Regions from separate parts of the Homo sapiens genome. Here region 2 is linked to region 1. Evidence: read pairs that join two places in POLR2A ChIA-PET (ENCODE). Cell type or tissue: PC-9. All regions are shown on one strand. Each heading gives the region's core, and the rest is flanking DNA. Links, peaks and the distances in the headings are about the cores only.

Region 1 (5,382 bases), core at 259-5,258:
ATTTTTAGTAGAGACGGGGTTTCACCGTGTTAGCCAAGATGGTCTCGATCTCCTGACCTCGTGATCCACGCGCCTCGGCCTCCTAAAGTGCTGGGATTACAAGCGTGAGCCACCGAGCCCGGCCAATTTTTTGTATTTTTAAGTAGAGACAGCGTTTCGCCGTGTTAGCCAGGATGGTCTCAATCTCCTGACCTCGTGATCCACCCGCCTCGGCCTCCCAAAGTGCTGGGATTACAGGCATGAGCCACTGAGCCCGGCCCCCTCCACACTTTTTAAGTAGAGGAGTCTCTCTCCATGGCCACCGCTACCCCTAGCCTGTGGCAAGTATTCCCTGGCTACCACCCATGTTCACTCAAGGGTCAAGGCCTCTTCAGTGAGCTTGTGAATCCTGCCAGTCCTGAGTCTCTGCCTTTAGTGTAGTGGGCTCCCTTCTGGCCCAGGGAAGGTCCAGAAATGCCCTCCAGGAGCCAAAGCCTGGAATTGAGGACTCCAGGAGCCCACTTGGTGCACTGTCCTACTGTGGCCACGCTAGTACCTAAGCTGCAAGATGAAGTTCATTTTACTCTTCCTTTTCCTTCCCTCCAGAAGAATTCTCTCCCTATAGCTACCACAGCTGGAAATGGTTCTGGCCCAACATGTGTTTAGAAATGTCATCCAGGGGCTAGTGCCTGGAATGAGGGTCTCAGGACCCTGTCTGCTATCCTATTGTACTGTCACTGAGCTGGTACCCGAGCTGAAAGACCAAGTCTCCTTTACTCTTATTTCAAACTGAGGGAAGGAGTCTCTTTCAGAGCTGCAAGCTGCACTGCCTATGGTTGGGGGAGAGGTGGTGCAAACACTCCCTTCCCACTCCCAGCTGGTGTCTCACTAGGTCATGTGCCCCCCAAGTCCACTGGCTATGAGCCCAGAAGAGCACCAGGACTTGCCCAGGAATTGCTGTCTTTGTGGCCTAGAGTACCTTTCAAGTTTATTTAGATCCCCAGAGCACTTTAGCCTGCAGTGAGTGGGGGGTCTGCCGGAACTCAGATTCCAACTGCTATGATGAATGATTTGCCTGTGGCTCGGGCTGGTCTAAACACTCCCTCCATGGTCACGGGCTGAGTTCTGCCCTGTGTTGTTTTCCACTGCAACAAGCCAGCACTGAGTTCCAACGCAAAGTCCCACAATCACTGTGCTCTTCCTTCCCCAAGCACACAGATGCTGTCTGTGTGCCATGCAGCCACTGCCAGGGGATGGAGGAAGGGTGGTGTCAACAGTTCTGGACTGTCTTTCCTACTCTCTTCTGTGCCTCTTTCCTTAATATGATGTTAAAACCCAGTACTGTGATTGCTTACCTGAGTTTTGGTTCTTTTTGTTTGTTTGTTTAGATGGAGTCTCGCTCTGTTGCCCAGGCTGGAGTGCAGTGGTGCGATCTTGGCTCACTGCAAGCTCCGCCTCCCAGGTTCACTCCATTCTCCTGCCTCAGCCTCCCGAGTAGCTGGGACCACAGGCACCCGCCACGACGCCCGGCTAATTTTTTGTATTTTTAGTAGAGATGGGGTTTCACCGTGTTAGGATGGTCTCGATCTCCTGACCTCGTGATCCACCCGCCTCGGCCTCCCAAAGTGCTGGGATTACAAGCGTGAGCCACTGCGCCCGGCCGAGTTTTGGTTCTAAGGAAAGCGCTTTTTTGTTTGGATAGCTGTGCAGTTTGATGTTCCTGTAAGGAAGAGGGACAATGAGCACTGGAGACTTCCATTCTGTCATCTTGCTCCCAGGCAGGTTTATGATCCAGTCAGAGCAAGGCTCTATCTCCTCCTTTTCATGCTTGATCTCTTCATCCTTTTTTGGTTTGGCTGGATCTGACTGTACTTGTATTTTAATACAGAATATCATAGGGGTATAAATAACAAATGAATAACAAAAAATAACAAAATTTGGGTTTATTGAAAATGTTAAAGACCACAAAAAGTCATTTTCATCTGTGTTTGAAAGTAGAACAAGGAAGTGATTCCAAACTGCTTGGGGCAGATGGTGTAATAATAACAGATAACAGAACTGGTAAATTCATATTCTGTTTTCACGTTCAGCAGCAAGGAAAGTGGTCTGCTGGCTGGAAGGAAAAGAAAATTATGCCTTGAATTAATTTTGGGGGGTGCTTTGGGTTTGGGGGACTTTTTTTTTTCACTTCGTCTCATTTATTTTTGCCCTGTGAGGTAGTCACAGTAGTTATCCTACTTTACTGGGGTGGAAATTGTGACTTAGCATTAAATGACTTGTCCACATTCACAAACAATGTAAAGAGGGAGTTGACTGCAAGTCTACATAGATAAGTGGACAGTAAGACAAAGCCTGGTCACTTTAAATGAGAACACAGGACAGGCGCAAGTTATGCCAGGCTGCTGAGAAAACTGGAATGTTGGGCAAATAGTAGATACTCAGAATATTCATTTTGAATGAGTGAATATGAACTGAGGATTAATATCAGTAACTACTGAGATCTTTCAGAGACCAAGAGATGAATGAATAAGGGAAATGTCAATTAATTTTTCACAAAAAGGAAGCAGATTCCATAATTCACAAACAGATCAGCTATTCTCAGATGGTGAACCTAGAAAAAGTCAAGAATGGATTTTTAAGCTAATGGTTCATGACTGTTAACAAAGGAATGTGGTGGTTACTGGGAGTGAACATAGGTTCACAGGGAATGTCATGTTATGCTAGCTTAATTTATTTTATTGTTTTTGAAATAGAGCTACTTCATAAGATCAGAGGATTGACTAGGATGACTTAATTTTCATAATATCATAAAAATTGCAACCACTGTTGAACGTTTACTCTATGCTAGGCTCTGCTTTATTTACCCCTCACAATAGTTCCAGTAGGTAAGTACTTTGTTTATCTCCCTTTTTAAAGATAAGAAACAGAGAATCAGTAAGATCAAGTAATTTACACGAATTACTTGCCAGTGAGTGGCTGAGCCGGAATTGAGGCTAAATTTGTCCGACTCAAAGCAGTTGATGGTAACTACTACACCATATCGTGTTGACACACAGCCAGGCTGATGAGATCTTTGAGGTTAAGGTAAACTGAATATACCAATAGGGTCATAATACCTTTAGATAGATTCACAACAGGTTGTAAACAAACCTAAAGCACATTGATTAATATTTTGGTCTTAATTTGCCTGGCATTTGAATTAATGAGTTGGCTAAAGACATAGAAAACACACTTGTCACTTTTACAGTTGACAAAAATCAAGAAGAAAAGCCAATCCTATCAATCCTATTAACTAACACTTGCATAGTGTTTCTCATATTAAAGAATAGTTTTGCCTAGATTGTCATGTTTGATTCTCACAACTATACAGAACAGACTTATTGCTAGATCCCAACTCTCCTTTATTTTTACAGTGGGCAGAACTGAGGTTCAGGAAAATCAAGTGACTCAGTCAGAGTCATACGGTGAATAATCTGAGGACTTCTCTTTTCTGTCACAGTGCAATAGATATGGAGTCATGATTTGAAAAAGTATCAAGACATGCAGATGGAAGATCGAAACCAGTAAGATGAAATACGAAGGTGGTGAATGTAAAGTCTAACGCTGAAGTAAAAATATGTTCATTTGAATGTTTAATGGAAGCCAGCATTTCATTATGATTACAAATAATGCTGACTTAATCTTGGGCTGGATTAATGGAAGCATAACATCTACATCACAATAAACAACACTCCCACTGAACATGGAAATGTTCAAAACCTACATGCAACCCATATTCTCTAGGCCTAGCAGTTAGTGAAAACTCGGACTAAGTAGAGAGTACCCAGAGGCAAATAAATATTGCAGGGACTGTGGGGTACATAGAGAGTGAAAGGCAATGAGGAAATAAATAAACATTCAAGTTTTCTTCAAAATTTTAAGAATGATCACACGGAAGAGAAAAAATATTTGTTCTGTGTTGTTCTACGTCCAGTAGGTGTAAGTATCAGATTTTAATTTGAGATAAAAGCCAATTCCAGCAATTGAGCAGCTGCCAATGGAATGAGTCTTGTGAAGTTTTAATACCCTATCATGGGAAAAATTCTCTCAGAGGCTATTTGGTCTTTCTTTCTCTTAGAAGTGAGGTGAAAAGTAAAATTACAATGAGTTATTATGGCTTGTCCAATCTAATATTATGTAGTCGTTTAAAACCTTGCTCCAAGAAGACAAAGATCAGTCTCATTTTGATTTTCACTTAGCTCCAAGCAGGCTGAGTATAGTAGATGCTCAAAAAATATTGAAATAAGTCTTCAAAAGGGAGAGGAAATTACCAAGGGCTGGTAGTGAAATATCTCCCAGCACACATCGTGCCTGGCACAATTAACACTTCCCAGACCCTTTTGCAGCGGGAGGCAGCAATGAGAGGTTCTAGTCTAGAGCATCTGCACTCACTATGCTGTTCGCTCAGACCACGCTTCCACTTGGATTTTCACGAGGTCCAGCCTCTGGCTTTATTCAGGTCTGCTCAAAAGGCATTTCAGAGAGGATCTTAAGTAGCAATCCCTTAAACTCTGTCACTGCTCTGGTACTTTCGGGCATTTTTCACTGCCTCTGAAACACACAGAAATACACACATACATTCAATGTCTCCTGACATTTGAATTTAAGTTTTTTGGCAGCAGGGAATTTCTTTTGTTCCTGCATGTTATGATTTGAATTGCATTCCCCTGAAATTCATAGGTTGAGGTCAAAATCCTCAATACCTTAGAACAGGGGTCCCCAACCCCCAGGTCATGGACCAGTACTAGTCTGTGACCTGTTAGGAACCAGGACGCACAGCAGGAGCTGAGCGGCAGGTGGGCGAATGAGGGAAGTTTCATCTATATTTACAGCCACTCCGCATCACTCACATTATGGCCTGAGCTCCGCCTCCTGTCAGATCAGTGGTGGCATTAGATAGTCATAGGAGCGCGAACCCTACTACGCCTAAGAGGGATCTAGGCCGTGTGTTCCTTATGATAATTTAATGCCTGATGATCTATCACTGTCTCCCATCACCCCTAAAGGGGACCGTTTAGTTTTCCTGCAGGAAAACAAGCTCAGGGCTCCCACTGATTCTGCATTATGGTGAGTTGTATAATTATTTCTTTTCTGCTTTTTTTTTCTTTTTTTTTTTTTAAGACGGAGTTTCACTCTGTCGCCCAGGCTGGAGTGCACTGGCGCGATCTCCGCTCACTGCAAGCTCCGCCTCCCGGGTTCACGCCATTCTCCCGCCTCAGCCTCCCGACTACAGGCACCCGCCACCACGCCCGGCTAATTTTTTTGTATTTTTAGTAGAGACGGGGTTTCACCGTTTTAGCCGGGATGGTCTCGATCTCCTGACCTCGTGATCCACCTGCCTCGGCCTCCCAAAGTGCTGGGATT
Region 2 (5,382 bases), core at 260-5,259, 70 kb before region 1:
TCTCCTTTGCCTTCCAGGATTAGGACCACTCTCAGCCCCCACTCCTCGTTCTGGACAAATACATGCAAACCAGCACATTCTCATTTAGTTATCACAGATTCCTCTAATTTCCGATATAAAAGTCCATAGGTCTAATGTGAAGCACTCTTATGTTTTATTTTTATTTATTTATTTTTTTGAGACAGTGTCTTGCTTTTTTGTCCAGGCTGGAGTGCAGTGGCACAATCTAGGCTCCCTGCAAACTCCACCTCCAGGGTTCAAGCGATTCTCCTGCCTCAGCCTCCCAAGTAGGGGATTACAGGTGTGTGCCACCGTGCCTGGCTAATTTTTGTATTTTTAGTAAAGATGTGGTTTCACCATGTTGGCCAGGCTAGTCTCAAATTCCTGACCTCAGGTGATCTGCCTGCTTTGGCCTCCCAAAGTGCTGGGATTACAGGCCCGAGCCACCGTGCCTTGCCAGGCCTCCTATTTATATGAGGCAATGAAGATCAGGAACAGCATCTAGCTTCAAGGAATGGATCTGGAAGGAATGAGGAGAGACCTGAGTGGGGAACAGATTTGGGATCTTGCTGTTTGGAAATACTGGAGAGAGGCAGAGAGAGCAGTGGTGCTGAGAGCCTGCAGCCAGGGCTCCCAGTGGCTCTGAGGCCAACAGGCCACCCTTAATAACCAGAACTGACATCCACAGGCATCAGGCATGGGTGGGAGCCTGCGTTCTGAACCTGTTGGCTCCATGTTACCCAATTTTGAGTCAATAATCAAAGTCCCTGAGTTTACCAGCTGTTTAGCTCTGTCATACTTGGAAGTTGAAAGTAATTTGCAACATGTGCACTAAAGCTCTGCAGCATACTCACAATGGCTAGACCCATGGGCATCTCCCAGATGGTCCTTTACTGACAAGTAAGCCCAGAACTGGGAGTAGAGATGTGAGCTGGACATGACTGGTACTCTGCCCAGAGCTCTTCAGAACCCATTTGATGGTCTGTATGCTCCTCAACTGGCTTCTGGGTTTCTTTGCTTTGACAAGCCTGCACCTGACACTTTTCAGAGGTCAGCCCTGGAATTATCCCAGCCATTTTGGCCAGAAAGGCAAAGACCTGGAAGTGCCTGAGAACGTAGATCTCTCACAGGAAGCCCTGAGCCTGTGACAGTCTTATCTAGGAGCAGAAAAGCCCAGCTTTCTTGCCTCCATTTGAAACAAACACAGGCAAAATATATACTCCAGAAGTTCTGAAGGATCCAGTCGAAGCTATCCCTTGAGACTTTGCCTGAAATTGCAATCCTTGTCTGGCTATATTTTTCTTCTTCTCCTTCTTTCCTGTTCTCATTTCTTCCATTCCCTTCCTCGCTTCTCTTGGGAGAATTTCTTCATAAGCCACTTGCACATGAACTCTTATCTCAGGGTACCATTCTGGGAAACCAGAGTAAGATAAGGGGCCACAGTGAATATTCAAATAGCAGTTTTAGGGCAGGATTCCCTGGCCCCACCCTTCATGGTCTAGGCTTCAGAACTTGCCTCTGACCTTGATCTCCCATAGTCTCCATGGTCTTCCTACCTCTCTTGGCTGGGACCACAGATCCCTCAGAATTAGGGCCCTGCTGGTATGATAGAGCGCAAATATCCTTTCTTATTCTTGCCAAACCTCTTTTCTTTCCTTTCTTCTTTCTTTTTTTTTTCTTTTTTTTTTATTTGAGACAGGGTCTTGCTTTGTCACCCAGGCTGCAGTGCAGTGGCACGATTTTGGCTTACTGCAATCTCCGCCCCCTGGTCTCAAGTGATTCTCCCACCTCAGCCTCCCGAGTAGCTGGGACCACGGACGTGCACCACTATGCCCGGCCAATTTTTTATTTTTATTTTTTGTATTTTTAGTATAGACGGAGTCTCACCATTTGCCCAGGCTGGTCTTGAGCTCCTGAGCTCAAGCAATCTGCCCGCTTCAGCCTCCCAAAGTGCTGGGATTACAGTTGTGAGCCACGGCACCCAGCCTCAAACCTTGTTTCTGAAATTGAAATCTTCCCTTCCATTCCCCAGCTTCTTAAAAAAAAATTCTTCTATGGATGGACAGAGTTCCAGGAAACACTTCTTCTGCTCCCTGGCTGGTTCCCACACATTTGATCATTGCCTGGAGTCACTGTGGCTGAGATCTGCCTATTGGTTTACTCCTACAACTGCTGATGATTTCCAGAATTATGCTAGAGTTGATTAAATCCTGGACTTACTGCTCATTGGTCATTGCTGGGCCAGCCTCAGAGGATGGATCTTTCTGCCCCACTTGGCATCCTCTACCTCCCAGCTAGCTCTGTAGTTGAAGTCCCAACATGGTTCCTGATTAGTAAACTTGTGAGAACAGTGGCTGTATCTACGTTATTAAATTGTTCTCATCTATTGCAGAGCCAAGTTTAGTGAATATGTGTTGAATGAATCAATAAATCCATGAGTATTCACCTAAGTTATTATATATGATTCTGTTAACAGCACAATCCTTTTTCTTGGCATATCCTAAATTTTGCTGCTGATATTTAAAATTTAAGATGTGCCTAACAGGGTGGATGAAGTGGCTTTGGCAGAGAGTACTGAAAACTGATGCACACGTACATGTATACCCACTATCCTCCAGGCAGCGAAGTGCAGGATGATAGTTTCTAGGCCAAACAAATTAGATCATATCCCAGCTCCATCACTTACTAACAACAAGCCCTAATAGCTAAATTGTGTCACTAATTCATTGTTTAATCCTCACTACAATCCTGTGAAGTAGCAAATATTATTGTCACCCCATTTTAGAGATAAGGAAATTGAGACTAATTGGCCCAGTAGCCACTGGCAGAACTGAGATTTGAAACCAGGAGACCTGACACCAGAGGATACATGCTGAATCTCTGCAACGCCTGCTGTGTGAGGATGTGACTGTGAGAATTAAATGAGAGAATGGAAGTGCCCCATGGTAGGGGCTCAAGCAAAGTAGGAGGCACTTGCCGAAGCTGACTTTTGTCTGACTTTTTCTCCAAAGCTGACTTCATTTTATTTTTTCAACTAATCTTTGATTTCAGAAAAATTCAAACTTCTAATTATTTTCCAAGGAGATTAATGTAAGGCATAGCCCTGTACCCTTCACCAGTTACTTTCCCAATTATCAACTTGTACATTCTTGCTCCATCTATACCCCATTATTTTGCAGTAAATCCACGGCATCATATTATTTCATCCATAAATATTTCAAAGGATATCTCTAAAAGATAAGAGCTCTTTTTAAGAACACAAATACCATTATCTGTCTAAAAATGACTAAAAATAATTCCTTAACATCATGAATATCCCAGCCATGTTTACATTTTCCACTCGTTTCTCTCATACTTTTTTCCTCCATAAGTTTATTTACATGAATGAAGATTATAAATAAGGTCTATAAATCACAACGTCTTCTAAGTTTCTTTTAAGATAATAGTTGTCCTTCTCCACATTTTTCCTCTAGTAATTTAACTGGGCAAGAACTAGGTTGTTTGGCCTGTAGGTCTCCCAGGAACCTCTTCCCAAATGTGAATGACTGCATCCCCATGGTGATGTTTACCATATTGCTCTGTCCGCTCCCCACCCCCGCCGCCTCCCACTCCCCATCCCCCACCTCCCACCTCCCTGTTTCCTCTATATTGACAGTCAAATGTAGAAACTTGGTAAGATCAGAGTTTTGTTGTTGTTGTTTGTTTGATTTGGCAAGACTACGTCATGGGTGGTACTGTCTACTTCCATCAGGTGGTAAGTATATTTTGGTGTTTCTCTCTTTAGCATGCTGGTTGGCAGTTATGTCTAGATCCATTAATCCATTAGGAGTTACAAATGGTGCTACTCAACTTCTACTCCATTTATTGTACAGAAAATGTCTATATAAAGAAAATTCCTTAGTGAACTGTTTGGTTACCCTGCGTTACAGTTCTTTTAGGGAAGGGAGAATAAATGCTTGATGCCTTCCTTTTACCAGTTTTAAAATAATGTATTGGTTCCCTATCAACTTATGGATTCAATCTGATCTTTTTCCATCACTTTCATTTTAAATGAAACAATTCAAATCTGTAGAAAAGTTGACAGAGTATGCCCCTTACTTTAATGCTTCAGTTGTTAACAGTTTGCCACATCTGCTATATCTATCTATCTATGTGCACCACCTGAAAGTAAGTTGCAGACATTATGGCAGTTTATTCCTAAATACTTTGGCATATATTTCCTAAGGAAAAGCACATGTCTACCTGACCACAATTCTATTAGCATAGGAATGAAATTTAACATAAATAAACTAATAGTATTTAATAATTAATCCATATTCAAATTGCATCTTGTTCCAATATAATGTCTTTTTAAATTGTGATTTTTTTAACTCAGCGAAGGCTTATGCATACTATTTAGTCATGTCTCTTTTTAAAATTCTTGTGATTATCTCATCTTGCTGGGATAGCGACTGAAATTTGCCTGACCCGGAGCCCCTTATCCTGCTTCCTGGGGGATGGTGCATGTATATTACAGAAGTGATGCAGTTTACTTCTTATTATGGCATATCTTGTCACTTACTCCAATATTGGTGATGCAAAGCTTGACTTTTTGGTTAAGTTGAAGTCTGCCAGATGTTACAACAGTAAGGGGGACTCTTCCCTTTTATAATTAATAAGCAATATACGGGGTAGTATTTTGAGATTGTTTGGGCCTATCACCCCCCAAAAGGTTTTAGCATCCACTTCTGATCTTGCCTGCATCAATTATTACATTGGTGGTTGCAAAATGAGATTTTCTAATATTAACATATTGTCTATAGTTGATATTCTTCTGTGAATAAGAACTTTAATCCTCCATTTTTTGAATAACTGTGAACTCATGTATTCTTTTGGATTCAATGTATTATAATTTATTATCATTGTTATTCTTTTTCATATTATTCTAATTTGGCCAATAGAGCTCCTTCGAGATGGTTCCTGTAGTTCTTTTAGTATACTCTCATTGGTCTTTGAGCACTTTCTTGCTTTCTGGCACAGCTAGATATTCTGACTCACCTTGTCCCTTAACCCTTGAGTCAGCAGCTTCCCAAGGACACCTGGCTACTTTTTGTAAACAATGGTATTTAGTAACCATGATCTGAATACTAAGTGTGCTATGGCCACTGAGGTGTCATTACTTTAGGCCTTTTCAGTGAGGAAAGCTAGGAGATCTCTTTTTTCCTTTTTGTTAAATCAGGAGTTCATACTCAGCAATTACAGGGTTCCTTGTCTTCCCCTATTCCCTAGTTATAGCTTCCTCCTCTTACAGTGAGAACCTTGGTTCTCAACAATGTGAATACATTTGCTTATTTGCTGTATTCCGTAATCTACACAAAATTGTTTTAGAGTGATTACATCAGT

Evidence for each region. Peaks named below come from ENCODE experiments on the same cell type or tissue, not always from the same donor. Only the 100,000 strongest peaks of a DNase experiment are listed, where the experiment ranks them.
Region 2: POLR2A ChIA-PET joins it to region 1 with 5 read pairs; 3 of 35 experiments call an interaction of 5 or more read pairs at or near these places.

Annotation. Positions count from the first base shown.
Region 1 is chr6:139,566,361-139,571,742 of GRCh38, forward strand. No RefSeq gene overlaps it. Among named protein-coding and RNA genes, the nearest start is that of LINC01625, 94 kb to the left of the region's middle. In PC-9, for the core only: no CTCF peak of the experiment used is centred there; DNase peaks (open chromatin) are centred at 2,641 and 3,451; H3K27ac peaks cover 2,019 bases.
Region 2 is chr6:139,496,087-139,501,468 of GRCh38, forward strand. No RefSeq gene overlaps it. Among named protein-coding and RNA genes, the nearest start is that of LINC01625, 24 kb to the left of the region's middle. In PC-9, for the core only: no CTCF peak of the experiment used is centred there; no DNase peak of the experiment used is centred there.